2 separate regions of the Homo sapiens genome follow, and region 2 is linked to region 1. Evidence: read pairs that join two places in POLR2A ChIA-PET (ENCODE). Cell type or tissue: Panc1. All regions are shown on one strand. Each heading gives the region's core, and the rest is flanking DNA. Links, peaks and the distances in the headings are about the cores only. Region 1 overlaps MBNL2 (muscleblind like splicing regulator 2). Region 2 overlaps ABCC4 (ATP binding cassette subfamily C member 4 (PEL blood group)).

Evidence for each region. ChIA-PET counts read pairs that join two places held together with the same protein. Peaks named below come from ENCODE experiments on the same cell type or tissue, not always from the same donor. Only the 100,000 strongest peaks of a DNase experiment are listed, where the experiment ranks them.
Region 2: POLR2A ChIA-PET joins it to region 1 with 5 read pairs; 1 of 35 experiments calls an interaction of 5 or more read pairs at or near these places.

What each region holds. Positions count from the first base shown.
Region 1 is chr13:97,222,557-97,235,914 of GRCh38, reverse strand. The region is part of intron 1 of MBNL2 (muscleblind like splicing regulator 2); the gene reads right to left. LOC107984573 (a long non-coding RNA gene) reads left to right here. Exons shown (of 2, transcript XR_001749968.1): 2 at 51-504. Among named protein-coding and RNA genes, the nearest start is that of MBNL2, 6.9 kb to the right of the region's middle. RefSeq lists an enhancer at 8,064-8,846. In Panc1, for the core only: no CTCF peak of the experiment used is centred there; no DNase peak of the experiment used is centred there; H3K4me3 peaks cover 3,543 bases; H3K27ac peaks cover 4,000 bases.
Region 2 is chr13:95,247,122-95,264,020 of GRCh38, reverse strand. ABCC4 (ATP binding cassette subfamily C member 4 (PEL blood group)) reads left to right here. Exons shown (of 31, transcript NM_005845.5): 2 at 16,268-16,378. Among named protein-coding and RNA genes, the nearest start is that of SNORD13G, 45 kb to the right of the region's middle. RefSeq lists enhancers at 966-1,085, 1,676-1,725, 1,846-1,905. In Panc1, for the core only: no CTCF peak of the experiment used is centred there; DNase peaks (open chromatin) are centred at 7,740 and 9,560; H3K27ac peaks cover 3,267 bases.

The DNA.
Region 1 (13,358 bases), core at 7,154-11,153:
GTGTATTGAACATATGGTTTTGATTTTTTTTTTTTTCTGTTTGTAACTAGGGAGCAAGATGGGGAGCGTCAGAAACCTAACTCCAGGATTTGCTGGGTTCTCCAAACTGTAGCGGGAACCTCACTCCCAGGCCGATGCCCCTCTAGCGTCTGCAGCTCTGGGCCCCAGGGAGGGAGGAAGGAGCCACAGAGGGTTCGGACAACAGCACTGACTGATGCCAGAGCAGGACTCCATTCTGTTAACCTGACAAAGCGCACAGGCTGCGCCGGCATGTTTTTCTTCCACTTTCTACACTAATTTATCAAACTGGAAGGAAGAGATCAGAACATCAAATAAAAATCCACAGCCACAGAGCAATTAACTCAAGACCTAACATGTACCTGGATAAGGGGACTCACAAGAATTCCGGTATCTACAAGGTTTTAAATGGCAATGTTTTCTAACTTTGTATCTTGGGTTATTGGTCGTCAATGTTTCCAAAAATAATCACTCCTCTCAGTTACATTTTCTGATCAATTATTGAATGAGGTCTGCGTTATACAACATAAATTTCACCGAGTGGGGAAAACTCATGCTCTTGAGTGGTCAGCTAGAAAGCTGGCAATTTTTGTTAAAAATGCAAATTTTTGGCCTGGCAAATCATGCTTGCTGGGTTTATAGGGCATTAATAAAACTAATACTAGTACAGAGGAAAAAAAAAGACAGAGTTTGTGATAGAGTAGGGGCCTGGGGATCTCTACGTTAAATATCAACTCAAGTCTGAAAGCTTCAGATCAAGCTCTGGGCCTTCTCTACATGAAAATGTGGTCACCTCATAGAGAAATGGTTCAACACCCCTCCTCACCCTTCCTTTGTTTGCTCTGCGTGTCCCTAAGAAGGCCTGGGCGGAACTGAGGGAGAAAATCCTTCCTGGTTTCTCCTTCTACGAGGAAGGAGGGCAGGTTAGTGCAGCCTGCTGTTGACTGGAGCTGGGATTAATTAGTTCCTCCAGTGACCTTGGCACCTACTGATGGCGAAGTGTGTCTCTAAGCTGCTGAGAGCCGCAGAGAAACTCGGGAGGACTGAGCGCTACTGCGAAAATGCTCGTTGAACCAAAACACATAGACGATGACGGAAGAAAACCAAAAACGTGTACCTTATCTCTAAACACTGCCCGAGTGTGTTATTCAAATGGTTGATGTGAAGAAATACCTCAATCTATCTCTGCATGTATGTTTATTTAAATCTCGATCCATCAGTCTATTGTCCTTGTGGGTAATTTTGCAAGCCAGTGTCCCGCACATTGCCAGGGATTTCTGGAGGGGGCTGTTACCTGTGGTTGGGACTGAAAACAATTTTAAAGCATCCCATCATGCAGTTGTGGAAGATCATCTGTCCCGCCACACTTTACCTTCATCTATTCACTACCCCCCGCCCCCGCACTGTGCTCAGGCCTGAACCAAGCTGAGAGAAGTTAAAGAGCCCCACCTCTTTCTCTTATCACAGCTGGTTCAAGGTTCAATTTGAGTCTACAATGGGTCAACACTGCCAGAGAAGCTCAGTGTCTTGGGTTGCATATATAAAGGTATTCTATCATGAATTAGGGAGGTGCCATACTGGTCCTGTCAGAGGAATTCTGACATCTTCAAGTACGTGAAGGGGCTCGCCTCCTAAAGAGACACTTGATTTGCTTAGGGTTACTCCAAAGGCCTGAACAAGGATGAAGAGTGCAGGTTACAGAGTCCCATTTCATTTCAGCATGAGGAAGAATTTTCTAACAAAATGTTATGGCTTGTATGCGCCATAGGGTCATGATTGTCCGGTCAATAAAGAAAGATACACAATAGCTGGAAACAGCTTGTCAGGGCTGGGGAAGAGGGTAGACAGGAATTGTGCTAATAATCCCTCAGATGCCTTCCCACTTGGGATTTCCTTCTAATTTCTACCTTATATTTGTATTTTTTGTCAGTTGGGTAGATCTCCAAGGAGTGGTGTGGTGGGGCCGTCAGAATCCTGTGTAATGTGAAAAAGTTCTTCCATTGACTCTAATGTGTCTTCCCACAGCAAACCACCATTCTGGTACTTGAGTACCCAGGAGAACAAAGAAGCAGCTAGAGTAGCACGCATTGTGGGAAGTAAGTAGTTAAAAGGACCAAAGCTCTCTGCTGGTCCCAGCAGCCCCAGAGGCAGCCAGTCCCTTTGATCCTGACTCTTAATTGCAGCCTACTTGCACCAGGGAACTTTAAAGAAAAAAAAAAAAACAGGGAAACTCTAGAGATAGAGCTTGTTTTGTTTCCTGAGGGGATGGTCTTTGTGGTGGCTGCCAGGAGGCTGATACTTGAGGCTTCAAATGATTGGTTTCCTAAAGGGGAAAATAAATAGTTCCTTCCACCAGCTAAGACTCAGGTGTGACTAGAACCCCAGAAATATGAGGTGTCTGTGTGTGCCATTTAGTAGGGGTGCCAGGTACAGACTTCGAAGAGAGAACAGGACATTAGAAAAGAGACCATGGGCTAGCGCAGGAGCAGGCAGAGCACTAGAAAAAGAGAGCCTGCTCAACACTTGGACACAGGAAGGGGAACATCACACAGCGGGGCCTGTTGTGGGGTGGGGGGAGGGGGGAGGGATAGCATTAGGAGATATACCTAATGTAAATGACGAGTTAATAGGTGCAGCACACCAACATGGCGCATGTATACATATGTAACAAACCTGCATGTTGTGCACATGTACCCTAGAACTTAAAGTATAATAAAAAGATATATATATATATATATATATATATATATATATATATATATATATATATGAAAAAGAGCCTGAAGCGAGAGCATCAAAGAAAACGGCACTGCACAGGAAGGGAAGTCAAAGAAAAAAGGGATCTCTAAGAATTCTCATAGAGAGCAACAAAATCACAACAGCACAAACATTTCACTTTGGAATAGGTCTTACAGTTGATAACGAGCTTTTACCTATGGTATCTATTTAAGGTGTCTAAATGTTGAGATCCATCAAGTTGTTTAAGTTCATTCAGTGTACGTGCGCACACACACACACACACACACACACACACACACACACACATAGCGTCAAGAGTAAGAAAAAGGCCGACAAATAATCACAGCAAATAGTGGAGATGATGCCCTAGCTATCCTTGGCAATATACCAAGTCCCTTTGTGAGGAGGGACTTCTGGCTAAAACTGAACTCATGCCTGCACAGTATGCCAGTAATTGCTTATGTCTATTTAACTATTTAGTGAGCTCCACTAACAGTACTTACAACTGTCGGGGAAGTTTTTCTAAAGCAAACCCTTTTTGCTGCAATCCCCAAGTAAGAACTGGTGGACAAGGGTTGCATGTTTCCATCCTACCATCTTGAGTTTTACCCCTTATTCTGTAACCTTGGCAAGTAACTTGGTCTCTCTAAGCTTCATTTTCTTCATGAAAAGGTTTAACTGAGTTGATATACAGGAAGCTATCAGCAGAGGAGGACTTTCCATATAGTAAGTGCTCAATAAATTCAATAAATGTTAGTTCTGTTTCATTCCTAAAAGGTTATTGGTAAATTAAAAATGCATAAAAATACCGGCCATCTGTGTGTGGACTAAATGAGCATCTGGGTAGGGAACACTTCCTCTAAATCAGTTTAGCTTGACTCCTGGTTCTAGGAAAGAGGGGGCCACATGTGGGACACACAGGAAAACAAGGCATCTGAAAGGAGGGAGGACAGACAGGGGCACGAGATGGATGACCTATAACAAGGTATGAGACTCAACAATCAGGCCTGGGCATTTCACTTAAGCTACTTCGTTAGACAGCTGTCTCTTCTCATAATGTCTTCGTTTCTATTACAAGACTTTAAAACTAGCATTTTTTAAATAAATGCGATGTTAATGGCATATAACCCTTCCTCTCTATCCTTCACATTCTTTGGAGATGAGGAGGAGAGAATGGCGCTATCTACATCTTAGGGAATGAATGTGTCAGAGCTCCTGGACCTAATTCACCAAGGATGTGAGGATGCAAGTAGGCACATCAGACTTCTGGGCTCCAGTTCTGACCACCATCCAGAAGAAAAGGAATCTAAGGCCGGTTTATAATGCATATATTCCTTAGGATAATAAAAAAAAAAACAACTCTGGAGCAGACAGATAAACACAACAGCCTTCCCTGGAGGCAGTAACCAAATCTCTTGGGGAACTTGTGAGAGTCTGTGTCCACTGAGAAGATAGACGTCTCGGGAATGGGGAGATAGCCAGAGACAGGCTGTGTGTAGTCACAGAACTGCTTGCAGCTGCTGAAGTCCCTGGCTTCATGCCTTCAGCCCCAGCCACATTGGTGCAAGGCTGGTGGGATATATCAGTTCAACCTCAGCTTCACTCTGAGGCTGAACAGCCTGGAAAGACCTGCTGTGTGGAGGAGGTAGGTCCCAGTCTCCAGACTGCCAGAAGATCCTCCAAGGAGCCATCCCAGACCCAGTGATCTGCTGCCACTCACATTGTGGCAGTGACACTTCCAAAGCAGCTATTGTATTCTGGAGCCTCCTGGATGAACATCAGCTTTATCACCTGGAGCCTGTTACAAATGTAGAATCTTGACCTCAGCCCAGCCCTACTGAATCAGAGTCTACATTTTTAATGAGATCCCCAGGTGATTCGCAGGCACATGAGAGTTTGAGAAGTGCTGTCTGGTTACTTATGGTAGGTGTCTGGTGTGACGGCATCAATCTATTTGCATACTTCAAGTACTTTCTCATCATGAAAGGCTATTTTCTTCAGAGAAGTCCTTATGGCTGGGTTCAATTGAGAACTGCTAGAATCAGAAATAAATGAATCCCCAGGGTCTTTGAGAACAGGATGACAAGTGTCAAGTGATATCTCCAATCACTCTGGAATTACTGTTCTAACCAGTAACATCCCCAAAATATATACATTTTGAGAGATGGATGCAGAAGTATTGATAATTATTGGTTTTTAAATACTCTCTCTGCTTATTAGTGAAGATCGACTTTTAAAAAGTCAACTGTATATACGAGAGATACAGCTACAAAGGTTCCCTTAACTATCTAATATTCTGTGGCTCTAAACAAGATTCTGAACCAATATTTGCCCCAAAAGGACCACAGCCAGAAACCCTTGCCAGAGAGGAAAAGCTATGTGCAGGAGAGTAGTTCAACCCAGGAGACTACACTGTTTTCTTATGGAATCCTGGAGATTAGGCTATGGTGCTTAATAGTATTGGTTGTTCATTTTTTAAAAACAATTTTGCTCCTTTGTGGGTATTTATTTTTCTGATTCTTTGCTAGCTCTTATTCTCTTTTGGGCCCTTGCCATGTTCCCCAAGATTCATCCTTTGTCATTGCCTATCTCTGTTCACGCTGCCTTCTTTCACGAGGTGTGAGCACCAATGGCTTCAACTACGGCTTCAACACAGGTGTGTCTGAGCTTGTATTTGTAGCCTGTTGTCCAGGCTGTTCTTCATTCCCACATTGTCAAATGTTTATGAGACATCTCCACTTAGATGTTTCATCATTAGCTAAAAACACCATTCTCAAGTCTAAAAACTCATCATCGCCCACCCTCCTTCAACCCTATTCCCATTTATTGGTCCCTTTTTCAGACCACTCCCATTTCTGTCAGGGTACCATTGATATCACTCCTCCTAGAATTTCTGCAATGGCGTGACCTCAGCTCACCGCAACCTCTGCCTCCTGGGTTCAAGGGATTACCTTGACTCAGCCTCCCGAGTAGCTGGGATCACAGGCATGTGCCACCACATCCGGCTAATTTTTCTATTTTTAGTACAGATGGGGTTTCACCATGTTGGTCAGGCTGCTCTCAAACTCCCAACCTCAGGTGATCCACCCACCTTGGCCTACCAAAGTGCTGGGATTACAGGCGTGAGCCACTGTGCCTGGCCCAGTTTCACTCTTCTAAGCTCTCACTGCGTTCTATTATTTTTCCTTCAAGATGCCTTTTGGATTTGCCCTTTCTCCTTCATTTGTCATGCTAATGCAACCCTTTTCCACTTTGTACCTGGAATATTGTGAAAGTTTTCTAGCCGGTGACATCACTAGTTACAAATGTTCTGACCTCTAACCCTATCTTACAAGTCCCAATTGAATCTTTATAAAGCATTAGATGTGATGTTATAGGTAATGAAATTAAACTCTTCCACAGGGCCCTTCAGCTCATTCATATCCTGACTCCACCCCCTCCATCTAACTTTATTCCCCACTGCACCCTAACACTTCATCTCCATCTCCAAGGTCAAGGTTCCTTCCTGGCCACTATACCACATCATGCTATTCCTCCTTCCTGAGATTTTGACCACTGGCCTCTCCAAACATTTTTGATCATACATTCTTATCAGAATGTTTTTTTTTAGATCAGAAACAACCACTAAGGATGGTTACTTTATAAATATTATTCTTGCATAACCCTGCTAATATGTTACACACATTATCAAACATCCATGAAAACTGACATTTTTAAAGGATGAGCTAAATAATATATAAGATGGAAGTTCACCTATTTCCTTGCCAAGTGAATAATCTTGCCCTTGGCCCGGGGTGTGGACATACCACATTAGAGACATGGATCCAGACCAAATACATCCATTCAGACCCAGAGGAGGCAGCTCTTCCTGTGGGAAGCCTTATCTCTTACTCCCACCCAAACTGAGCTCCACTTTCCTGAACTCTGAGAACACTGAAAATTATATGTAGTAAATCATTTAGACAATATATATTGCATCAATACTTTAAGTTTGATTAATTGAAGCTTGCATCTAGGATGCCAGAAATTTATAGATTTTTAGAATAATTCAATATCTTAATTAAAAATATTACTGTCTTCTCAAAATTGCTTGGGTTGGGCTCTACTCAATTACGCAACATCCATTAAAAGAAAACTCCAAGTCAGACTGAAGTTTAATTTCATTTATCTCATTAAATATCACGTGTGGATTCCCAGAGGTTTGAGGACTACTATTTCTACTTTTGTGGCCAATGAGACTTTTAGCACATTGCTTAACCTTACTCAATTTGAGTTTTCATTGAATCTGTAAAACAGAGGGCAAAATGTGACCATTAAAAGAGATAATAGGCCAGGAACAGTGGCTCACACCTGTAATCCCAGCACTCTGGGAGGCTGAGGCGGGTGGATTACCTGAGGTCAGGAGTTCGAGACTACCCTGGCCAATATGGTGAAACCCTGTCTCTACTAAAAATACAAAAATTAGCCAGGTGTGGTGACACACGCCTGTGATCCCAGCTACTTGGGAGGCTGAGGCAGGAGAATCGCTTGAACCTGGGAGGCAGAGGTTGGCAGTGAGCTGAGATAGTGCCACCGCACTCCAGCTTGGGCAACAGAGTGCGACTCTGTCTCAAAAAAAAAAAAAAAAAGATAATAAATATAAAAACTGAAATTATATATACATGTAAGATATATATATGTTACTATCACTAGTACACTCAGTATTTGCATATTATAATGTAAACTATATAAAGTACATCTGAGAGTTTTAAAATAATTAATCTCCTACCTCCACCTTGAGCTTTTTTTTCTGCAAATGAATTATTTTTATGTCCTCAATTTCATTCGTTCAGCTGAAAAACATAATGTCACCTACCTATACAGCTTGGGGGTCTTATGGGCCTGAGTTTAAATACTTGCTCAGCCAAGTATTAGCTGTGGGATCATGGCTGTCAGAGCTTTTCAGAGCTTCTCTTCTACTGGCCAGCTGGGGATAGTATTAACTTTGTGGGGCTCTCCTGCTCTTCTTAGGTTCAAATTATATGAGATATGTATGTAAAACAGCCAGTTTCTAACACATGCCCTTGAAATATTCATTTCCCCCCCAACTCCCTGTAACAGGCTTAGGAGAACTCAATGAGATGCTCTCATGGGAAAATTGAATGCTTTGAATTTTGGTCTCCTTGTAGACTTTGGTTTTTCCCAGATCTGCAGACCATTCATAATTACGCATGGATTTTCTGTTCTAGAAGCACCTTACTTCTGTGTGACCATTTGGGGTGCAGAGCCAGCACAGGTTTTGTGCTTGAATGCCTAGCAGTCAGAGCTGAAAAAGCAAAGCAAATCAACCTGTCTTCTTGCTCTTCCTTGGCATCTAGGCTACCAATGGTCCCAAAGTCTAGTCTAAATGCACACGCTGCCCATGAAGGCATTTGGGGACAAGCATGTGCACCCCCAGGGACAGTTCTAAGTTTTTCCTGTCCTTCAAAATTCAAGTCAATTAGCTGCTGGAAAAAAATCAATAACTCCAAGTTTTAAAAATCCAGTTTATAATGCATCTCCTCCAGCAGCTTTACCCAGCACATCCTTGCCAGAGTGCCCTAAGTTTAGACTCCCACTTTTTAACTTTCTATTTGAACTGCTAATTAAGATAATGCCTGTGAACGCCCTTTGTAAAGTGTAAGAAACTACACATATGTTAATTCTCCTTCTGAAGACATTTGAGTGCTTAACCATCCTTATCTCATTTGTAAATATCTTGTTTCCTTGCTATTGTGGATTGCAAACGGCCGCAGCATTTTCAGTGTTCTTGACTCCTCCCTTTTTCCTCTGAGGTCATGTACCACCCTGGAGCTCTTCTACAGCAACCAGCTTGCAGTCAATGCCCATAAACCTTGGACCTGCCCATCTGTCTGCCAAGACCCATGCCTGAAAAGAGTTCTATAAACATGGCTACATCCTCAGCCTCCTCTCTCAGCTCTCCCCCAGGCTGCGTCCCTGAACCTCGCAGCTTGTCTGTGCCCAGAGAATACACACTAACTGTGATGTTAGGGTAAAACCAACAAATAAACCCAAAACTTAGTGTTTCAAAAGGAAATATATTTTTTTTTTTTGATTTTTTTTTTGTTTTTTTTTTTTGTAACTCTGCTTTTAAGGAAAAAGGGGGAAAGCGAAATTCTGCAGAGTCAGGAAACAGGTTTCCTTGCTAGAGATAGAGACAGTGAGATAAAGGCATGGGGCTTCCCCCACACCCTGCAGCTCAGAAGTGTGGGACAGGAGTCTAAGACTTCCTGTTGTTGGCTGGTATTTACAGCTTTTTAGATGATATGTCCATTTTCCCCAGGCACTTTGGGGCCAAAACTCAGTATGCTGAGACTCAGAAATTGCTCTCAGTAGCTTCATATTTTGATTTTTTTTTGCACCATTCTTATCTATCTATTGCTCATCTGACATCTTTATATGTTATTTAAACAGTACTTATCTGGAGAAATATAACAGAGGTCAAGAAAGTACATACATACAGATACCTAAAACTCAAAAGTCCATCTCTTGTTCTCCCCCAATCACTAAAACTGCCCCAAGCCTAAAATTAATCTGATGGTTAACAATGCTAAATTAATATTAGCCAATAAAGTTATTCAAGTCTTTGAAACTTACAATTTTGCATCATTTATTTTTGTACACACACACAAAGGCAGGTATTAGGTTACTGAGTTGGGTTTCTCACCAAATAGCAAAAGCCAGGGAAGCCCAGAGGTGTTTAATAAACACTTGTTGACTGATTGATGGAATATACTACCTAGTATAATTCAGACAATGCATTCTTTGTCAAAACACTAAGGTAAATTATTGAGTCCACTTTTATTACCAAGCGTTTCTGCTGTATTGAGGAGGGCAGGCCAGCCCAAAACTCGTCCATCAGCCTCAGAGCTCAGGTTTACAAAAGAAACCCTTAGGCCTTACCTTTCACACCTGTTTTTACTCTCAGCAGAGGAGGCCGGGACTGGTCTCCATAAACAACTGTGTAGTTGGAGCCGTGCAGTCGGAGGCCCAGGCCTGATGCAGACCCAGCCACGCAGCACCTTTGGCTCTTTACTACGAATATTATCACGGCTGCAACAAATAGTTTGTGCACATTTTTTAAAAGAAAAAAAAAACTGAGAAGAGTATAAAACTGGAGAAAAAAAAATAGTATGTTAACTAATTTACAAAGCCCGGTTAAGTCTTCCTGCCTCATTCTTCTGAGAGAAACCAAAGCATTAAAATATCAAGCTCTTTGCTCTCCCCAGCAGTGGACATCCATGCTCATCCAGTTGAGTCGACCCTTCCGGAAAGGATGCCTGGGCCCATGACACCTTTACTTCTCTTTGCAGCTATTTCCTGCCTTTCTTTGCTAGGCCTTTAGCTTGGGTCTTGAGCAGATTTCGTGAACAGGGCGAACTGTCCTCTCCTGTTCTGCCATGCCCCAGGGATCTGTGCTTGCCTGGCCTGACTCTTGACCTGCAGCTCTCTCTGGGCTTTCTTGCTTGTTGATTTTTATGCCCACACCTCCCTACCTTTTTATAACCCCCTTTATCTCCACTGCCCACCTGCCCCCTAGAGTTGCCAGGTTTCTCTGCTTGGCACAACCCAGCCAGCTCTGACATGTAGCTGTACCTGAAGATGGTAAAGGCCCCCAAAACTATGTTTTCAACAACCAACATGTCTTGTAGTTATCCACCTTTTCCCGAATCAGAATCCTTCACCCCTTGCAATGTTGCCAACCTATTTCTATGTTGATAATCTGTTTTGTCATTTTGGAAATGTAAACAAATCAGTATACCTTCCTTTTCATCTTTTTCTTGTTATCGGTAGGAAAGTACAGGAAAAAAGGAAGAGAAAATGCATGAGAGATTGAACCTACTTATTCTACTATAAGGAATTCTCTTAAGCTCAGCATCTAAATCCTCTTTTCCCAATTCTTGCTTGGAATCTTGAGTACCTGATCTTGAATTTCTATGGCACTCCCTGAGCGCGGGACTGGCTGGTAGCCATGTGATATTGATTTGTTTTCACCATAGCAACAGCAAATTGAAACAACTAGCAGAGAGAAGGCAGGCTGTTAACCAGTAAAGCTACCTAACCAGTATATTTCACAAGCATATTTTTCTCCTTCCCTCTTGTTTTTTCTCTTATTTACTCCACTTTCACAAATTTAACACAAAAGTCAAAGGAAAAACAGCATTAAATGTTTTGGGCACTACAAGGCCTGTGGCCAGAATAGTGTGCTTTGCAGAGCTTCTAGTATATTAGATTAGATCGATGGAAAAAATGCAAACAACAACGCTTTGATTTCCTTGGAAATTTCATTTGTTGAACTAAGAAAAAGTATCCCTAAAAAATTTACATGAGCACAAAGTAGAGTGAAGGGTTTTGTGTATATGACTATGTATCTTAATACTCTAAGGTGTTTGCCAACAGTTTCTTAATACCGAGGTTTTATCCCTTTGTACTTTAAATAGCTCAATGTGCCAAGAGACAAACAACTTTTTTTTTTTTTTTTTTTTTTTTGGTAAAAGGTCAAGGTCTCAAAATGCTAAATGATGAGGGAAAGTGTAGCAAGTATGATTCAATTCTATTAAAAGACAGAAAAATCAAGGTAGGCACTTGCTCAAAACTACGTGAGTAGTCAGAGAGGAGACACAAATTAGCTTTGGGAACTCCCGAGAACTCCAATGTGCTCCAGTCAAAATCTTTTTTAAAAGGTTCCTTTGTAAACATTACCCTTCCCCCGATCTCTGTGACCAAGGTTGCCACCTGTGACATGGATTTGCAGCCTGCAGTATTGTACTTCCCCTGCTTGGGGCCATCTGTGCTAGGACATGATGATTTTTCTATGAAAGCAGCTGTTCTCACCATCACAACCAGCCTTGAACTTGGTGGCACAACCTGGATCCTAAATAGTGGCTCTGGAGCAACTGGGAATAGGGCCCCGGGGACCATCCACCCAGGTGGCAGCGCTGGGCTGCACCAAGGGGGAGTCAGGCCAGAAAAAAAGCTTTGCCCTGCTCCCTGCTGCTTTTTGCCAGCCCAGCCAGAAGCCCTGCAGAAAACCTGTGCTGACCGGCCCGACATGTGGCAGGTACAAGAAGATGCCCTATTTATGAGGGGACAGGTTTACAATTTACAAAAGACAGGCGAAAATATAAAGACATAACTTAAGTCCTGCCAGTGGGGAGTTAGAATGTTCCTGGCCAGGACATAAAGAAATATTCCTCTCCACAAGCTCGAATAAAGGAACACACAGCAGAAATAGTTGGGGGATGACGTCAGAAGTTCTGGGCTAGTGTCCTGCACTTCTCCTTGAAAGTAAAAACAGTGGGTCTAGAAGAATCTACGTGGCATTGCCCTTATTTAAATGAGTAGTTCTACTGCTCCTTGCAAAACAAGTAGGATAGCTGAAGAAACTTCCTCTTATTTAAAGATTATAAGAATGTTCCCCCTGCCTTTTTTAAAAACCTTATTGTCCCCAAAACACACACATTACCCAATTAACAAATAGCTTTCCACTTAACCTTTGTCTTTTAAAGGGACAGTAATGTTTCTTGTAGAACATTCAAGGTGGTGGTGGTTAGGCAAGTCAGATTTTTTTCTTCGCTTCAGTGCTTGCTAACTATTCTAAAAATGTTACACATTTATTGTAAACACATGCTTCCGAGGCCTAACAAAAAAGCACAGTTTCCTCATGCCTGGCAGAAATTTAAAACGGAAAAGGGCAGAAAGAATTCTTTAGCAAATATATCCTTTCCTTCTCCTGGGCCAAGTGTGTTAAAAATAAATCTTCTCCATCATTTCTCACTGCTGCTTCTCAGCGAGAAAGTTGATATGGTTCGGCATAGTGAAAACACAGCTTTAAAAGCTAGCCTGCCCTCATTAAATTATTCTGCTGGCTGTGTGTTCTCATTAAAAATGCATAAAGATCAGATAATTGCAGTAAGCATTATTAACCCAGCTTTACTTTTGAATATAATGGTTCCACTTTTAAGCTGGAAACAAAGGCTCAGACATGCCAGGAAAAGAAATGTAAACATTGAACTACAGTATCGAAAACTTGCCAGAAAGCTACCTCTTGCTAGGTTGTTTAAAATGTGCTTTTGAAACTCAATTAAAGCTGTAGCATTGTAGAGCTAGGTAGGTCCCTAATTTTTAATAAATAGACACATACGTTTGGCCAAACATTCAACCGATGATTATTTACCATGAATTTTTTTTTAATCCTTAATTGCAAGTCTGTTTTCAAATAATAGGATCCATGTAAACTTTATCTATTTGGGAACTAGCTATGGCAATATAACAATTTTTCACAGCAAGAAAATAAGATTGCTCCAAAGAATTCAAATGGTTTTTAAAAAATAATATAATAAATGAATCGATTCTTTGCATAAAAACTCGATTTCTTGCCTCACCCCAAACAGGCGGCATAGATTCAAGCTTTGCCATTTCTTTTTCTCAAATCAAAATGTTACGTAAAACTCCAGGGTCCCCCGCAAGTATTACAATTGAATTAGTGGAATCCAGTTTCCCTGGCTCCCGTAAGCAGCACACATGGAATGCAGCATACTGCAGCAAACTCTTTAAACATT
Region 2 (16,899 bases), core at 5,740-9,739, 2.0 Mb after region 1:
GATTCTTTGAACATTTCATTACTTTTGTGGCACAAAAAGATAGTTCAGACATGTCTTGTACTTCTTCTGCCCCGATCTTGGATTCAGCCATTTCTCAAAAGAGCCTCTGCATTAAAAAGAAAAGTTACATATTCTTTTTCATAAGTGGATACTATATTTAGAAAGAGTGCTGGGTACTATGCATTTTTTTTTTTTCTTTTTTGAGACAGAGTCTCTGTTACCCAGGCTGAAGTACAGTGGCACGATCTCGGCTCACTGTAACCTCTGCTTCCTGGGTTCAAGTGATTCTCCTGCCTCAGTCTCACAAGTAGCTAGGATTACAGGTGCATGCCACCATGCTGGGCTAATTTTTGTATTTTTAGTAGAGACGGGGTTTCACCATGTTGGCCAGGCTGGTCTTGAACTCCTGACCTCAGGTGATTCACCCACCTTGGCCTCCCAAAGTGTTGGGATTACAGGCGTGAGCCACTGTGCCCGGCCTAGGCATATTTATTGTTATGGGATCTCATTGCTTCTAGGAACTCTAAGCGGACAAAGCTAGAATGTATTTGCATACACAGATCAACACATATTATTTATATATTTGTGTGTATGTGTATATATATACACACACATATACATATACAGTTGGTTCTTGTTACTAGTGGAGCTCTATAAAGTCTCCACAAACACAGGACTAGTGAATACTGAACCATTGCTTCCAGGCGAAATACAGGGTTAGGTTCCTATGCGCCTTTGGTCACATTTTTGTCAGCCATTTAATATATAACCTTGTTTTATGCATGTGTCTGCTTAGAGACACCTTTTTTAATATATAATTAATCATTAACCTTGAATTAACAGCCAGCAGCACTATAGTTCATGCCTGAAGGAAGCTTCTGTAACACACGTTTTTTTCTGTAGGGCACATTACACCCGCCTTGCGCTTTGATGCACTAGACTGCACTTGAGCATGATGCTTGGGGCCACTTTAGACAGCGAAGTCACCCACAAAAGTCCCCAAAATGTGAAGAACATGGTACTGAACAGCCCACAAGAAGGACAGTTGTTTCTACTCTAAGAGCGGGAATAAGAAGGCAGAGTGTCAGCTGGGCGTGGTAGCTCACACCTGTAAATCCAGCACTTTGGGAGGCCAAGGTGGCTGGATTGCTTGAGGTCAGCAGTTCGAGACCAGCCTGGCCAACATGGTGAAACCTCGTCTCTACTAAAAATACAAAAAAATTAGCCGGGCATGGTGGCGTGTGCCTGTAATCCCAGCTACTCAGGAGGCTGAAGCAGGAGAATCGCTTGAACCCAGGAAGCGGAGGTTGTGGTGAGCCGAGATCGCACCACAGCACTCCAGCCTGGGCAACAGAGTGAGACTCCGTCTTGGGAAAAAAAAAAAAAAAAGTCTAAGTGTCATTTCGTTTGACTTCAGCTGGGAGCATGCATGTTGGGTGACTCAAATATTTTGCTACTCTGTGCATGTCCGTGAAGGACTGCAAGACACCTGGAGGACTGATTTTTGGGGTTACAATTTAGCAAGTAGGCAAACTCACAAATACAGGATTTGTCACTAAAGAGGATCAGTGTATATTGATTTCTCTATCTTTATTTAGGTATCTATTTATATAGATCTGTATTAGGAAACAAATTAGATAGACTTCACACCAGTGCTTCAAATCACAGTTCAAAAATCTCATGCTTTGTTCTGGTTCTCCCTCTTTCCATATTTGTATCTTCATCCTTCAGTAGTGAGAAACTTGACTCCTGCTGTCCTCAACACGTTGACTTCTTTGCTCAGTCCTCTTGTTTGTCACCAGGGCCCCAGCCACGTGGGCCATCTCCTTGCAGAGAGTGTTCCTGGGACCTGGTGTGCGGGGCCCCAGGGCTGTGCTCCCAGGCTGCTGCTTGTGAACTTGCTGAGAGCTGCCCCCCAGGCATGTTGCCCTAGGCTGGCCTCCCAACCTAGTGGATACTTTTGATCATTGTTCACTGTAACCTCAAGCCCCTGGGCTCAAGCATTCCTCCTACCTCAGCCTCCAGAGTGGCTAGGACTACAGGTGTGTGCCACTGTGCCCAGCCAATTAAATTTTTTTTTTTTTGTGTGGAGAGAAGGTCTCACTATGTTGCCCAGGCTGGTCTCGAACATTTGGGCTCAAGAGATCCCCCTGCCTCAGCCTCCCAAAGCGCTGGTATTATAGGCATGAGCCACCATGCCTGGCTTGAAGTTAATTTCTTATTAACGTTTTCAGTATCATTAGAATATAGTAATGCAGTAGATTTTTGACTGTTTATTGGTATTGTACATCTTGCACCTCTAATGTGCTAGCTTACTGTCTTCAGTCAATGTAGGATTGGAGTTCTAATTGTGTAAAACTCTGTATATAAGGTTTATTACTTTTTTTTGTGTTTTTTTCTTCTTCAATAGCCATGTCACCATTAATACTAGTAAATGGATAAGCCATTCCTTTCTAATATCTTGTTTTAATGACAATGAATTTAAGATATGTTTTGTGGATAAGAAGAGCTGCTCATAGATACAGCTTTTTATGTTACTGCTATGCTAGTTCTAGGTAATTTCTTTTTTTTGATAGGGAGTCTTGCTCTGTCGCCCAGGGTGGAGTTGCAGTGGTGTGATTTTGGCTCACTGCAACATCTGCCTCTTGGGTTCAAGTGATTCTTCCGCCTTAGCTTCCTGAGTAGCTGGGATTACAGGCACGCACCACCACGCCCAGCTAATTTTTGTATTTTTAGTAGAGACGGGGTTTCGCTATTTTGGTCAAGGCTGGTCTTGAACTCTTGACCTCAGGTGATTTGCCCACCTCGGCCTCCCAAAGTGCTGGGATTACAGGCGTGAGCCACTGGGCCTGGGAATTCTAGGTAATTTCAGAGTAAAAAATTTGATTTAGAGTTGCTTCTTCCTTTTCTATGAAATAGGACATTTACAAAATTGTTTTTGAAAAGATGACTTGGGTTGCGATGTTTTTCTTGTTTTGAGATCCTAGAGTAAATGAGAAATAGGATGTGGAATTTTAAACTGACTTCTTGTGCATCTGCTTATTTTTGTGGTAGAGTCACAGAGTTACGACCAAGCAGGGGAGGTGAGAATTGTGCAGACTGGGGATATTGGGAGGGTGAAGGGATCTAGTTTGCTTGAATAAAAGGATGCAAGTCACTGTATTGGTGAAGTTTCTTTCAAATCCAATTCCTGACTGATTTCCTTGCCTTCCACAGTTCATCATATACAAAGTAGCTTAAAAACATTCACAATTTCCCTGTTATCTTTAGGATAAAGTCCAACTTTCTGAGTTTAGAACACAAGACCTTTGATTACCCCATTATCACCCCAGACCCCATGCAGCATTTTCTCTGCTGTCTCCAAGCAATAAGTCTTGGCTGTGTGGCTCCATTTTTCTGGAAAATTTGTCCCTTCTTCCTCCTTTGTCTTCTTGGTAAACTCCAAATTCTTTTCCTAAAGTTTGCTCAAACTGTGTCCCTTTCTCCAAACCCTCTCCAACTTCCCAGGTACCTGACTATACCCTCTTTCTTCTCTCTACCGTACAGATGGTTCCCAGACCTGGCTGATAACCAGGATGTGCTGGGTGAGGGGAGCTTTTTAAGGACCGCCACTTGGGTTTCATCTTGGCTTGTTCTGATTCAGTCATTTAGGTTGCGGTTCTAGGTGTCTGTGGGTTTTTGTTTTAAAATTCCCCAGGCATAATTGGGTAACATATTGAAGTTTACCGAAAAACAAAACAAGAAACTCCCCAGTAAAACTCCCCAGGCTGAGGTAGGGATTTTGCTAATGAGCCAGGGTTGGGTTGGGAGTATTGGCGTATATGTCAGACAAGTGCTTCCCATTTGGTGTGTCAAAGCAAGCTGTATGGCACGTTCTCAAACCTGAACCTGCATCCGCATCACCTGGAGAACATCAGAAGATACAGATTGCAGGGCCCCACTCTCAGAGTTCCTGATTCATAGACCTGGAGTGGGTCCTGAGAATTTGCATTTCTAACTCTTCAGGGGATTCTGGTGCTGCTGGTCCAGAGATCACACTTTGAGAAACTCTGCTGTACAGAAGATGAGTCTCGTGAGCTGGGATGTTGATCCCTTAGAAAGCCCAGAAGTAGAGTCTGTGCATAGCCTGTGTCCACATGTGTCCCATCTTTTTTTTTTTTTTTTCCCCACACTACACAGATGTAACATGTCCCATCTTACTGTAATTCTTTGTTAACATAGATGCCTTGAACTCTTGGAGTGGAATTGAACCGGTGGATTTACTAATGGGTTTATATCATTTGCTAACGTGGCTAAAAGACTGCTGTCATTGTCTTGCAACTTCTGTCTGAGGTCAACATTTGATTTAAGATTCTATAGCCTGTCCAGAAAGGCTGTAAAAAACTTTAGTGCGGTGGTTCTGATCCATGTGATTTTGCCACCCTGGCAATGCCTCAGATAATTTTAGTTGTCAGGACTTGGGATGGGGATGCTGTTGGCTTCTTGAGGGTGGGGTTCAGGGATGCTGTTAACCATCCTACAGTGCACGGGACGACACCCCCAACAAAGAGTTTTTCAGCTCCAAATGCCAGTAGTGCTGAGGCTGAGAAACCTTGCCTTAGGGGAAGGCGTTTCTTTTTTTCTTCCTTTTTTTTTTTTTTGAGACGGAGTTTCACTCTTGTTGCCCAGGCTGGAGTACAATGGCGTGATCTCAGCTCACCGCAACCTCCACTTCCCTGGTTCAAGCGATTCTCCTGCTTCAGCCTCCTGAGTAGCTGGGATTACAGGCATGTGCCACCACGCCTGGCTAAATTTTTAGTAGAGATAGGATTTCTCCATGTTCGTCAGGCTGGTCTCAAACTCCTGACCTCAGGTGATCCACCTGCCTCAGCCTCCTAAAGTGCCGGGATTACAGGCGTGAGCCACCATGCCCAGCCGGGGGAAGGCATTTCTAATGAGGTAGAGTGGGTTTTCCTGTGAGATCTGTCATTGTGTCTCCCTGCACCCAGCTCCTGCTCTCCAGAGTCCCTGACTCTGAGCAGCCTACCTCCTTCTCCACCCTGCCCCAATGTAGCCCCCAGGCCGGGCCCAGCAGCCTCCCGCAGGCAGGGCTGGCAGACTCTTCAAGGAAAACTAACCAATGATTAATAATTTGCCACACCTGAAAGTACTTTACAATGCACTATTCTTTCAATAATAAATGATTTATTGAGTGAGGCTAGAGCATCTGTTCAATCATTTACTGACCTCAAGTGACCTGCACATTCCCCTTCTCCTGCAGGCGCTTAAAGAGGGTTGCTGGGCCCCAGATGTGGGTGTTCTCTGCTGCTGCTCTTCAGCCTGGGTGGAGAGTCACTCACTCGTTCACCCCGCAGTTTTGAGTGGCTCGCCTGGTCCCTGGCCCAGTGAACACCATAAAAAAATCCTGCCCTCAGAGAGCTTTTGTTCTAGAGGGGAAAGTGACAAAGTAATTAAGTGCATTTTTTTGTATCTACACAAATAGATTGTAGTAAATGGGTAAAGAAAGTGAGAATGAGGATATAAATGATCGACAATGAGGGTATGTTTGGTTTTTTGTACACAAGGGTAGGACTTTCTGGGGATTGAGACCTGCAGGAGAGAAGATCTAATCATGGGAGAAGATGGGGAAAAGCATTTGCTCGCACGCAAGGGGACAAACGGGAATGTGGGAGACTGTCAGAAACACATCAGGCCAGGGTGGCTGGAACACTGAACGAAGGGGACCCAGTCAAGCACAGCACCCCACCATGAGTTTCATTGTTTTTCTACTGCAGGAGAGCAGCATGGCATGATATTTTTAAGAATCCACTCTGGCTTTTCTATTGAAAGATCACAGGGAAACCAAGGGTGAAGGTGGGTAGGCCAGCTAGCAGGCTGTTGGGGTCCTGAAAATTCATGGTGCCTTGGGCCACAGTGATGGAGGCAAAGGTGTAGAGAGAAAGGGTTCTTGTTGGGACAAATGGGATCTGGTTCTTGTTGGGACAAATGCACCTGGAAAGGCATGTTGGCGCTCCTGCAGGCATGTGTGGGCTCACATAAGTGAGGCTTATGTGTGGGGCATGGCTGTGCGCTGAGTTACGTGACACATGTCTTAAATTAAAGACACTCATATTTATTTCCCAGGGACAGATAAACTTTGAGCAATCTGGGAAAGCATCAAGATAACTGACTAAATTCTATCAGTTGTTTAGCCTTGAGAAGTGTGAATTACATGTTCACATGCATGTAATTCAGCTTCCAGAGCAATTCTTTGACCCCAGTGAAGCACAGTTGACCCTTGAACAACAAGGGTTTGAACTGCAAGAGTCCACTTATGTGCAGATTTTCTTTTTTTTTCTTTTTCTTTCTTTTTTTTTTTGAGATGAAGTCTCACTCTGTTGCCCAGGCAGGAGTGCAATGGCATGATCTTGGCTCACTGCAACCTCTGCCTCCTGGGTTCAAGCGATTGTCCTGTCTCAGCCTCCTGAGTAGCTGGGATGTGCACCGCCATGTCCGGCTAATTTTTCTGTATTTTTATAGAGACAGGGTTTCACCATTGTTGGCCAGGCTGGTCTTGAACTCCTGACCCCAAGTGATCCACCCGCCTCGGCCTCCCAAAGTGCTGGGATTACAGGCGTGTGCTGCGCCCGGCCTACGTGCAGATTTTCTTCAGCCTCTTCCACCTCTGAGACAGCAAGGCCAATCCCTCATCTTCCTCTTCCTCTTCAGCCTATTCAATGTGAAGATGATGAGGATGAAAACCTTTGATGATCCACTTCCATGTGTATCTTCTCCTCAATGATTTTCCACAATGATTGTCTTAATGGCGGTTTCCTTTCTCTAGCTTACTTTATTGTGAGAATGTAGTATATAATACATAGAGCATACAAAATATGTGTTCATCAACTTTATGTTACTGGTAAGGCTTCCAGCCAACAGTAGGCTATTACTAGTTAAGGTTTTGGGGAGTCAAAAATTAATATGTGGTTTTTTGGTTGCACAGGGGGTTGGCACCCCAATCCCTGCATTGTTCAAGGATCAATTGTATATTATTCTCTGTGCTTCTTGGTGCGCAAACTTAAATGAGTAGCTTCAGATGCTCGCTTTGTTAAGGAGTCTTATTCCTTAGTCTGGCAAGTGCTTATTTGAGCTTGGAAGCAAGAGAGAACTATGTCATCTCTTATGAGAGATGAAGTTTAATCGTTTGGAAGAAAGCGCTTGATTTGAACAGGCACTAATTAATGTCCAGATTTTTTTTTTGATTTTTCTTTTTTCTTTTTTTTTGAGACAGGGTCTCACTCTGTCACCCAGGCTGGAGGGCAATGAGACGATCACGTCTCACTGCAGCCTTGACTTCCCAGGCTCAGGTGATTCTCCCACCTCAGTCTCCTGAGTAGCTGGGACTACAGGTGCCTGCCACCACACCTGGCCAGTTTTTTGTATGTTTTTGTCGAGACAGGGTTTTGCCATGTTGTCCAGGCTGGTGTCAAACTACTGGGCTCAAGCAATCTTCCTGCCTCAGACTCCCAAGGTGTTGGGATTACAGGCGTGAGCCACAGTCCCCGGCCAATGGCCTGATTTTCAGAGGATAGTCAACATCATACACTGATGGGCTCAGAAGGATCTTGGCAACAATGAGCCCTGCATCTAGCAGGTGGCCACACGGGCCTTGCTGACTATATAGTATGGCATCTCTGGCTAGTCGTCAGATCCTTCACTTGCTAGTTGCAATGAACAATGCTTTCATCTCCTTATGAGTCAGCCGCATAACTTGGGCTGCAGAAATAATTAATATCCTACTCACTTAGCCGGGCATGATGGCATGCACCTCCAGTCTCAGCTATGCGAGAGGGTTGCTTGAGCCCAGGAGTTTCAATGAGCTATGATTATGCCGCTGCACCCCAGCCTGAGTGACAAAGTGAGAACCTGTCTCTTAAAAAAAAATCTTACTCACATTTCTTCATTTTATTCTGTTACTAAATTGTGTACAAATATGCCAAGTGCATCTTTTTTTAAGGAAGAAGACTAAGATGGCTAATCATGCACAATGGCTGTAGATGCTTGGTACTGGTTGTCGTGTGGGAAAGTGCTGGGAAGATGGGATTATAAAGTGAGGGCCCTGTGAAGAAGTGAAAGGCATGGATTAGCTGGTGGGAGAACAGGGAGACAAGAAGGCTGTGGATGAACCAGAGAAGGCTTTGAAGCTCCGTAGTAGGAAATCTCTGAGGTGCCTATGGCATGGAAGGACCCATGTTGAACCCAGAGTGCAGGTGTGGAGGGGGGTTGGGGGACCCGGAAGAGAGGTGGACAGGGTCCACATTGCCTGTTGCTTAGGTTGACATAGAAACAACAGGTAGTAGAGTGAAGCGGGAAGGGATGAGAAAATGGGCTTTGAGCGTGTTTTAGGAAGGGAGGAACGTTAGAGGAAAAATAACAGAAGATCACAGCTTTACAGGTGCCACCTGAGTTTAATTTACTTGGTCATGGGCCGAGATAAGCTGGGTTGGGACCATGTTGAGAACACCTGTGGTGTGGGTGCTCTACCCTCACGCGAGATCCATTCCAGCGATGCCTGTGTCTGGTGATCGTTGAACTTTAGTGTCTGGTGATCGTTGAACTTTAGGGCATGGAGAATGGCTATTTTGGACTACAGAGAATGGGAGGAGATTGAAGAAATCAGGTGTGTCGGGCTCCCCTTGGAGCCAGGCCATGGGAAACTTTGTAAGGACAGAGGCCCTGGTGAACTTTGGAAGGATTTTGTTTTCTTTTAGGCATTCAGGTTTTGGGGTCTGAGCAGAATTGCTGGAGTGTTACACGAGAAGTGTGCTGGCGGTGGGCTACACCATTCCTTCCTCCCCAGCACTCAGTCACTTACCTACGAGAAAATGCACATTTGCACTGGTGTGTGTCCTTGCACCCTCTTTCTGAAACCCATTTGCAGAATCCAGGCCTTTAGGAAACTTTTGCTATTGCAGACTTACTTATATCTGTAAATTATTTAATATTTATATTTGTAACTGAGAAGTTGATATCATGGACTCGTAATGGATTTTGGAGTTTAAATATGTTAAAATAGGTAATTTTTACAGGATGTGTTCATTCACGTGACAAATCTGGGTGACTTCTATGTGCCCAGCATGTTGTAGGTGTGGGTGGCTTAGCAGCAAACAACACAGAAAAACCCCATCCTTGTGGAGCCTAGATGCCTCCAGGGGAAAACATGATTTCAAAAAAGTGAAATATAATAGCCCTTCTAATGTTGACAGGTGCTGAGTAGAAAATTTAAGCTTGGGCAGGGGCAGAGGGTGAGCCTTATAGGGTCAATGTGACTGTTTCTGGATATACTTTGCATGTTGAAGTAATAGGACTTGGATGGCTTAGATGTGTCCTATCAAAGAGTGACAAAGAAGGGATGGGCTGCAGAGTCACCTGAAGGTTTTCTTTTCTTTGGAAAATCTGGGCAAGGGGAAAGATGTGACGGCTGATAACTGAGAGGGAGAAGCCTGGGAGGAGCAGGATTTTTTTGTGGGATGAAAAGGTGTTCTGTTTGGACATTATTTAGTTTGATATGCTTATCAGACACCCAAGAGGAGGAGGTGTTGAATCAGCAGTTGGTTATGAGTCAGGGGTATTGTATGTGCCCTTAGGCACTAGCAATGTTTTTTGTGTTTTTTTTTAAGCAAAATTATGACCATCATTTCAGAAAACTATTTTATATATATAAAGAGGTTGAAAGCTTATTAAGACTAGATTTAGAAAAAACATATAATACTCTGAGAAATTCTGTGTGTAGTGTCAGGTAGAAAGTAAAGTGTTACCAGTTCTGTTTATAAAACCCCCTTTAGGCCAGGCGCAGTGGCTCATGCCTATAATCCCAACACTTTGGGAGGCCAAGGTGGGGGGATTACTTGAGGCCAGGAGTTTGAGACCAGCCTGGGCAATATAATGAGACTCTATCTTTACAAAAATATACTTAAAAAAATAGCCGGGCATGGTAGCACGTGCCTTGTTATCCCAGCTACTTGGGAGGTTGAGGTGAGAGGACCGCTTGGGCCTGGGAGGTTGAGGCTGTAGTGAGGTATGATTGCGCCACTGCACTCCAGCCTGGGTAAGAGAGTGAGACCCTGTCTCAAAAAAAAGAGAAAAATCCACTTTATACAAAAATTTGCATGAGAGTATTGCCCACATTTGAAGGAACACTTAACCTTCCATGTATTATGTTTATATGGAGACTTGTCTCTGAAGATGGATTTTGGAGTTTATATTAAATTTGTTTTTGTTTCTGTGTTGTTTTTTTTTTGATGGGGTCTCGCTCTGTCGCCCAGGCTGGAGTGCAGTGTGCAGTCTCGGCTCACTGCAACCTCTGCCTCCTGGGTTTAAGCGATTCTCCTACCTCAGCCTCCCGAGTAGCTGGGATTACGGGTGTCCTCCACCACGCCCGGCTAATTTTTGTATTTTTAGTAGAGGCGGGGTTTCATCATGCTGGCCAGGCTGGTCTCGAACTCCTGACCTCAAGTAATCCACCTGTCTCGGCCTCCCAAAGTGCTGGGATTACAGGCATGAGCCATCATGCCAGGCCAAATTTGGGGATTTTTGGAGGATGTGCTCATTCATGTGACAAATCTAGGTGCCTTCTATGTGCCCAGCATGTTGTTGGCTTAGCAGCAAACAACACAGAAAAACCCAGATGCTCTGGGGGGAAAACATGATTTTTAAAAAAAGTGAAATGCAATAGCCTTTCAAATGGCGACAGATGCTACAGAGAAAATTTAAGCGTAGGTAAAGGCAGAGGGTGAGCCCCATGGGAGGGTCAGTGTGCAAAATGGAAACTCAGCATCATTTCTTCAATGGAGCTGTTTTGGAGAAAGCCCGGGGCAGTCATGGTTGGCCGTGCACTAACCTTTCTATCGTGGAGGCGTGGGGAGGGGAGAGGCATTCTCAGGTGTTTTCCTTAGAAACACAGGAAGGTGAGGAAGAACAGTGGAAACTGAATGAGGAATAAAAGGCATTCAGATTTAAAGATACCAAGATTAGAAGTTCAGAGTCTAGGGTGGTCACCAGACAGCAGATACTGTTTAAAATAAGTGTTGAATTCCTGGCACCAGAATTCTAGTCCTTTACTATTTTGTGGCTTCCAAATAGAGAAAGTTCATGGAAGGAAACATAAAGGTCATCTAGTTAAAGTCCTGTGTATCTATTTCACTCTCTTTATAGATGTACAGTAGTCCCCCCAGTCCGAGGAGGCAGGGGAACTACCCTCATTGAAGACCCTCACCTCAGTGGCTGCCTAAAGCCGTGGATAGTGCTGAACCCTACTGATTTTTTTTCCTACTTACACATATCTTTGTTGGTTTGTTTGTTTTGTTTTTGAGACAGTCTCGCTCTGTCACCTAGGCTGGAGTGCAAAGGTGCGATCTCAGCTCACTGCAACTTCTGCCTCCCAGTTTCAAGCAATTCTCCTGCCTCAGCCTCCCAAATAGCTGGGATCACAGGTGCCTGCCACCACGCCTGGGTAATTTTTGTATTTTAGTAGAGATGGGTTTTCACCATGCTGGCCAGTCTGGTTTTGAACTGCTGACCTCAGGCAATCCACCTGCCTCGGCCTCCCAAAGTGCTAGGATTACAGGTGTGAGCCACCACACCTGGCCCTACTTACACATATCTATGGTAAAGTTTAATATTATAAATTGAGCACAGTAAGAGATTAACAATGATAATAAAATAGAATAATTACAACAATATACTCTTCACCATTTCGTTGATAGAAGGTTCACTCTTAAACCAGATCTCAGCAACCTCAGCATACAATTTTTTTTTCCTTTTCTTATTGGCTTGAGAACCTTAACCTTTTCACATAAAGGAAGGCCTTTGTGGCTTCTCCTTGGCATATCCAAATGGCTAGCATCCTTGTACTTGCTCTTTGGGGGCCATTATTAAGTAAAATAAGGGTGACTTGAACACCAGTATTGTGATGCCATGACAATAGATCTGAGCGCCCAGGGTGGCTACTAAATGACTAAAGGTGGGTGACGTCTGTAGCATGGAAATGCTGGACAGAGGGAGGATTCCCATCCTGGGTGGGTTTGTGGGAGATTTCATCATGCTACTCAGAATAGTATGCAATTTAAGCCATAGGAATTATTTCTGGAATTTCCCATTTAATCTTTTCAGTCAACTGTGGGTAACTCAACCTGTGGAAAGCGAAACTGTGGATATGGGGGGATGACTGTATAGCATCGAGAGACACAAGTGAACTCCTTCAGTAGCCTGCCACAGGGGATTTCATTCAACCTGCCCTTAGCCTTCCTTGTTCTCTAAACTCTCAGCTTAGCTCACAGCTTTGCTGTCTGCAGGTCTGAGCACAAACCTGCCTTCTCGCTTACCTCCTGGATCCCGTGATTCCAGGCCTAAGTTCAGGAGGTATACAGCAGAGAGGACCTTCCCTCCCTAGTCTCTTCTTTTAGTATTGTTTATTTCTAATAAAGTTGGGGGAAACTTTTCTTCTTTGATAGACTATAATTTTAGGGTTATGCAAATGCATAATCCATTGAAAAAGGTTTTATTAGGCTTGGCTTCTGAAGAATATAAAATTTTGAACTTGTCCATTAAAGAGAGAACAATCTTGATTCAATGAGTATCAAGTAATGAAATAATTATTTTAGTTCCATCATGGCCAGTTGTTACAGAAAGGTCAGGAAAGAGGAGGAGAAGAGAAATAGAAAGGGCCTTTAAGGAGGCAGAGAGGGCTAAAAGAGAGCTGAAAGGGGACAAAAGGAGAGAGGGAAAGAGAAAGTGAGGGGATTTACCAAAGATAAGTTAGCTTTTATTTCCTCCTTTACTTGTGGCTATGGGGAACATGAAGCTCATAGAAACTGAAGACTCAGGTCAGGGTCACAGAGACAGGGAGCTGGGACCTGTGTTTTCCCTCTTATACCACATTAAGAAACCACTATTGGCCAAGCTTGGTGGCTCATGCCTGTAATCCCAGAATTTTGGGAGGCCAAAGTGGGAGGATCACTTGAGCCCAGGAGTTCGATACCAGCCTGGGCAACATAGAGAGACCTGGTCTCTATCAAAAATAAAAATATTAGCCAGGCACAGTGGCATGTGCCTGTACTCCTAGCTACTTGGGAGGTAGAGGTGGGAGGATTGCTTGAATTCAGAAGTTTGAGACTGCTGAGCTCTGATCGGATCTGAGTGAGCTCTGATCGCTCCACTGTACTCCATCCAGCCTGGGCAACAGAGTGAGACTCCATCTCAAAAAAAAAAAAAAAAAAAAAAAAAGAAACCAGTATTCAGAACTTCTCAAATCCTTGGGGGAAAAAACAACAAAAACTAAATGCCACCACCACCAACAATAAATAACAAAACTCTCTACTAACCCTTGTCTAAGACTCCTGCTTGCTGGAAATGATGCTGGGGGTTGTGATCCTGGGGTGGAGAATGTCTCTGTATTGCTGAAGCTGATGGCTTCCTGTGTTGGGCATTGAGCACGACTATGCTATATTGAGTTTGTATTGAATTTTACCCTAGATCATTGCTCAAGGTACTCTACCCATCTGTCTTATTCAATAATACAATCATTCATTCTTTCCATAACTGTTTATTGAGTATCTATCACATACCAGGCATAATGGGGATTCCAAATAATATGGCAGTAGTCATTGCCCTGAAAGCATTGTACTCCTAGTAGGACAGTTAGGAGGGAAGCGATGCTGCTGTACTAAGTATTGTGGGAGATAAGGGGGAGAAGAGACTAAGTCTGAGGAGAGAAGGGCTACTGGGGCAGAACTGGGTGGAGGAATGGCTCATTTGGCAGTGGTCTGGAATTGTTGACTAGACCCCCTCAGGGACACATTGGTATTAAGGAGCCAACTGACTTAGATTTCCATGTATAAAGTCCTTACATAGATGGTCAAAGATAATTTAGTCTCTTGTCAAAGTTGACTTTTGTCATCAGGCAAAAGCCTTTAGCTCTTGCTGGTACCCACATCTTTTCAGCCCAGCTTTTTGAGATCTGGGCAATGAGAGAGAGTAGGAGGGTCCTTGTTAAGTCCTTACTGATTTGTGTCATCCTCTAATAGAAGCTTTGGGTCTCTTCTGATTGCAGATACTTTAACTCAACAGTGGCATCCCTCCTTGTTAATATTTCTAAATGTTATGCAGTTAACTGTTCAGCCTGTGGAACAGAGTTACCATTCTCACTTTCCTTAATTTTTTAACTTCCTGGAGCCAGTTTTATTCCCTGATTAAAAAAACCTCTTTAGTCCAAAAAGACACCAGTGAATTTTACTTAGAAGTCCTTGCTGAAATATACTGTATGAGGTTCTGCTGGAAGGGAGGTCTCGGGCATGCAGAGGTCATCTCAGGCATGTCTGGGAAACCCACCTAAGTTGAAGCTGGACTGGTTAGGTTACAGTCTTCTGGACACATTTTGGAGGAGGTGAGGAGAAAGAGGTGAGTTGATGAGTTCTTCTTGCCATTGGGTTAATTAGAATTGCTAGTTTGGATCAGCAGGAGGTTTCCGGAATCCTGAACATAACTTGGATACCCCTGCAGTGTGTGCTCCAATCTTACGGGGCATTGAAAGCCCACCATTTCACTGCAGGCAGAAGCCACCAGGCAGTGGGTTCCCCATGGGAAGGGCTTCCTAGATTAGACAATCCCCATGTTAAAATAAAACATGCCTATTAAAGGTGACACATGGCCAGATAAGACAGCCAAGATGAAAGAAGTTTGTGTAATTGAGTAATTGCATCTATCAAAGTTATTAGAGGTTTCCTTATAGGGCACAAATATGTTTCTTCTTCTTTTTTTTTTTTTTAGACAAAGCCTTGCTGTTCTGCTCAGGCTGGTGTGCAGTGGCGATCACAGCTCACTGCAGCCTTGACCTCCTGAGCTCAGTCCATCCTCCCACCTCAGCCTCTGGAATAGCTGGGATCACAGGCTTACACCAGTACATCTGGCTAAATTTTAATTATTATTTATATTTTTTATTGTTTTGAGATAGTCTCACTCTGTTGCCCAGACTGGAGTGCAGTGGCATCGATCTCAGCTCACTGCAACCTCTGCCTCCCAGGCTCAAGTGATTCTTGTGCCGCAGCTTCCCGAGTAGCTGGGATTACAGGCATGTGTCATCACACCTCGCTAATTTTTATATTTTCTTACTAGAGATGGGGTTTTGCCGGGCTGGTCTCGAGCTTCTGGCCTCAAGTGATCCGCCTACCTCAGCCACCTAAAGTGCTGGGGTTACAGGCATGAGCCACTGCCCAGCCTTTTTCTTTATAAGTTTTTAGTAGAAGTGGGCATCTCACTATGTTGTGTAGGCTGGTCTCAAACTCCTGGGCTCAAGCCATTCTCCCTCCTCAGCCTCCCAAAGCTCTGGAGTTACAGGTGTGAGCCACTATGCCTGGTGCATGTTAATTATTATCATTTAATGATTAATGATGTTAATTATTATCATTTAATGATTAATAATGTTAATATCATTTAAGTGATTCCTAATGGATGACCATTTTGATTTTTCTTTTTTTTTAGTAAAAAGAATCTCAAAATATTTGAATAAGTTCTTTCTGTCCTCTGCAAGATTACTATTTTGTCCTTTCGTAACTAATAAATAATTTGTACCTAGATAATTTTGGATTATGTAAATGTCCCATCAAACCTTCACTGACTGGTTTTAGCTCCCATTGAAAATGTTTTCTAACCTCATCATTCTTTATCTGAGAGTTTTTCCTTCTTACCCCATTTATGTCTCAGTAAGGATTCGTGGATTCTTTTGTTATTCAGTGGGTTAGAATTCATTGCTGTCATGATTTATTTGGATGCTTCCATTATCACAGACTTGTCTAGTGGGACCCCGTCAAGCTGGGTCCTCTGTTCTTTGGGCCCATCCTCTTGATTCCTTGAATGTTTCCTTATCGTATGGTATCTCATGGGCCATCTTTTTCTGCCCCAGCCTTTGAATCAGCTATTTCTTCAGGAAGCTCTGGTTCCTTTTAGATAATAATGGTTTTGGAAACCAAGATCTGGGCACCAGCATGCTCTCAGCTACTGGTGTGTCATTGCTTCTGGGGCCTGTCTGTGGATAGAGCTAGGGACTGTGTGTGTGTGTGTGTGTGTGCACATGTTAACTTTTCTCTCTCTAGCTCTATATATTCATATCTGTCTGTCTATATATAGCTGTATGTATTTTAAAGGTAAGTTTAAGCAAAACCCATGGAGGTAGGAGTCTACTTAAACACGGATGTGTAATTCTGGATATATGTCTCTTTTCTCTTGTTAACAGGTGGCTCAATCCCTTGTTTAAAATTGGCCATAAACGGAGATTAGAGGAAGATGATATGTATTCAGTGCTGCCAGAAGACCGCTCACAGCACCTTGGAGAGGAGTTGCAAGGGTAAGTCGGAGGCAGTAAAGTGGGCATTAAGGAAGCGTGGGTGTCTGTGTGTGGGGAGTGGGTTTTGCCTTCCTGGGTCCTGTCTGGAGCCTCCGTTTACCCTTAAGGTGAATATGTGTCACCTTCCTCAGGCTGCCCCTAGGCTCAGCCTACCATGGTGGCCTGGGGGAAACTCCTGTTGCCTGTGCCTCCGTAGAGGTCAGGGGAGCCAGCACCAAAGGCCCGAGATGCCTGAGGTCTGTCCCTCTAGGTGGAAGTGTTGTGGTTGGAGGAGGTTGTCTGGCTTATCTGTGCTACTGATGGGGCTTCAATCCAGTAAAGCTTGGCAGTAACTTGTTTCCCCAGACTTCCCCTCAAGGCCTGTTTTTCTGATGCTCCAGATTCTGTACCACACATAACCTTCAGGAGCCCTGGGAGCAATTAGTAGCATTTATGAAATCGTCACAAAATGCCCTGTCTTAAATGCATACCTGTCACTCTGCCATCTCCCCTGTTTTATATTGTGGCAGGGTTCACTCTTA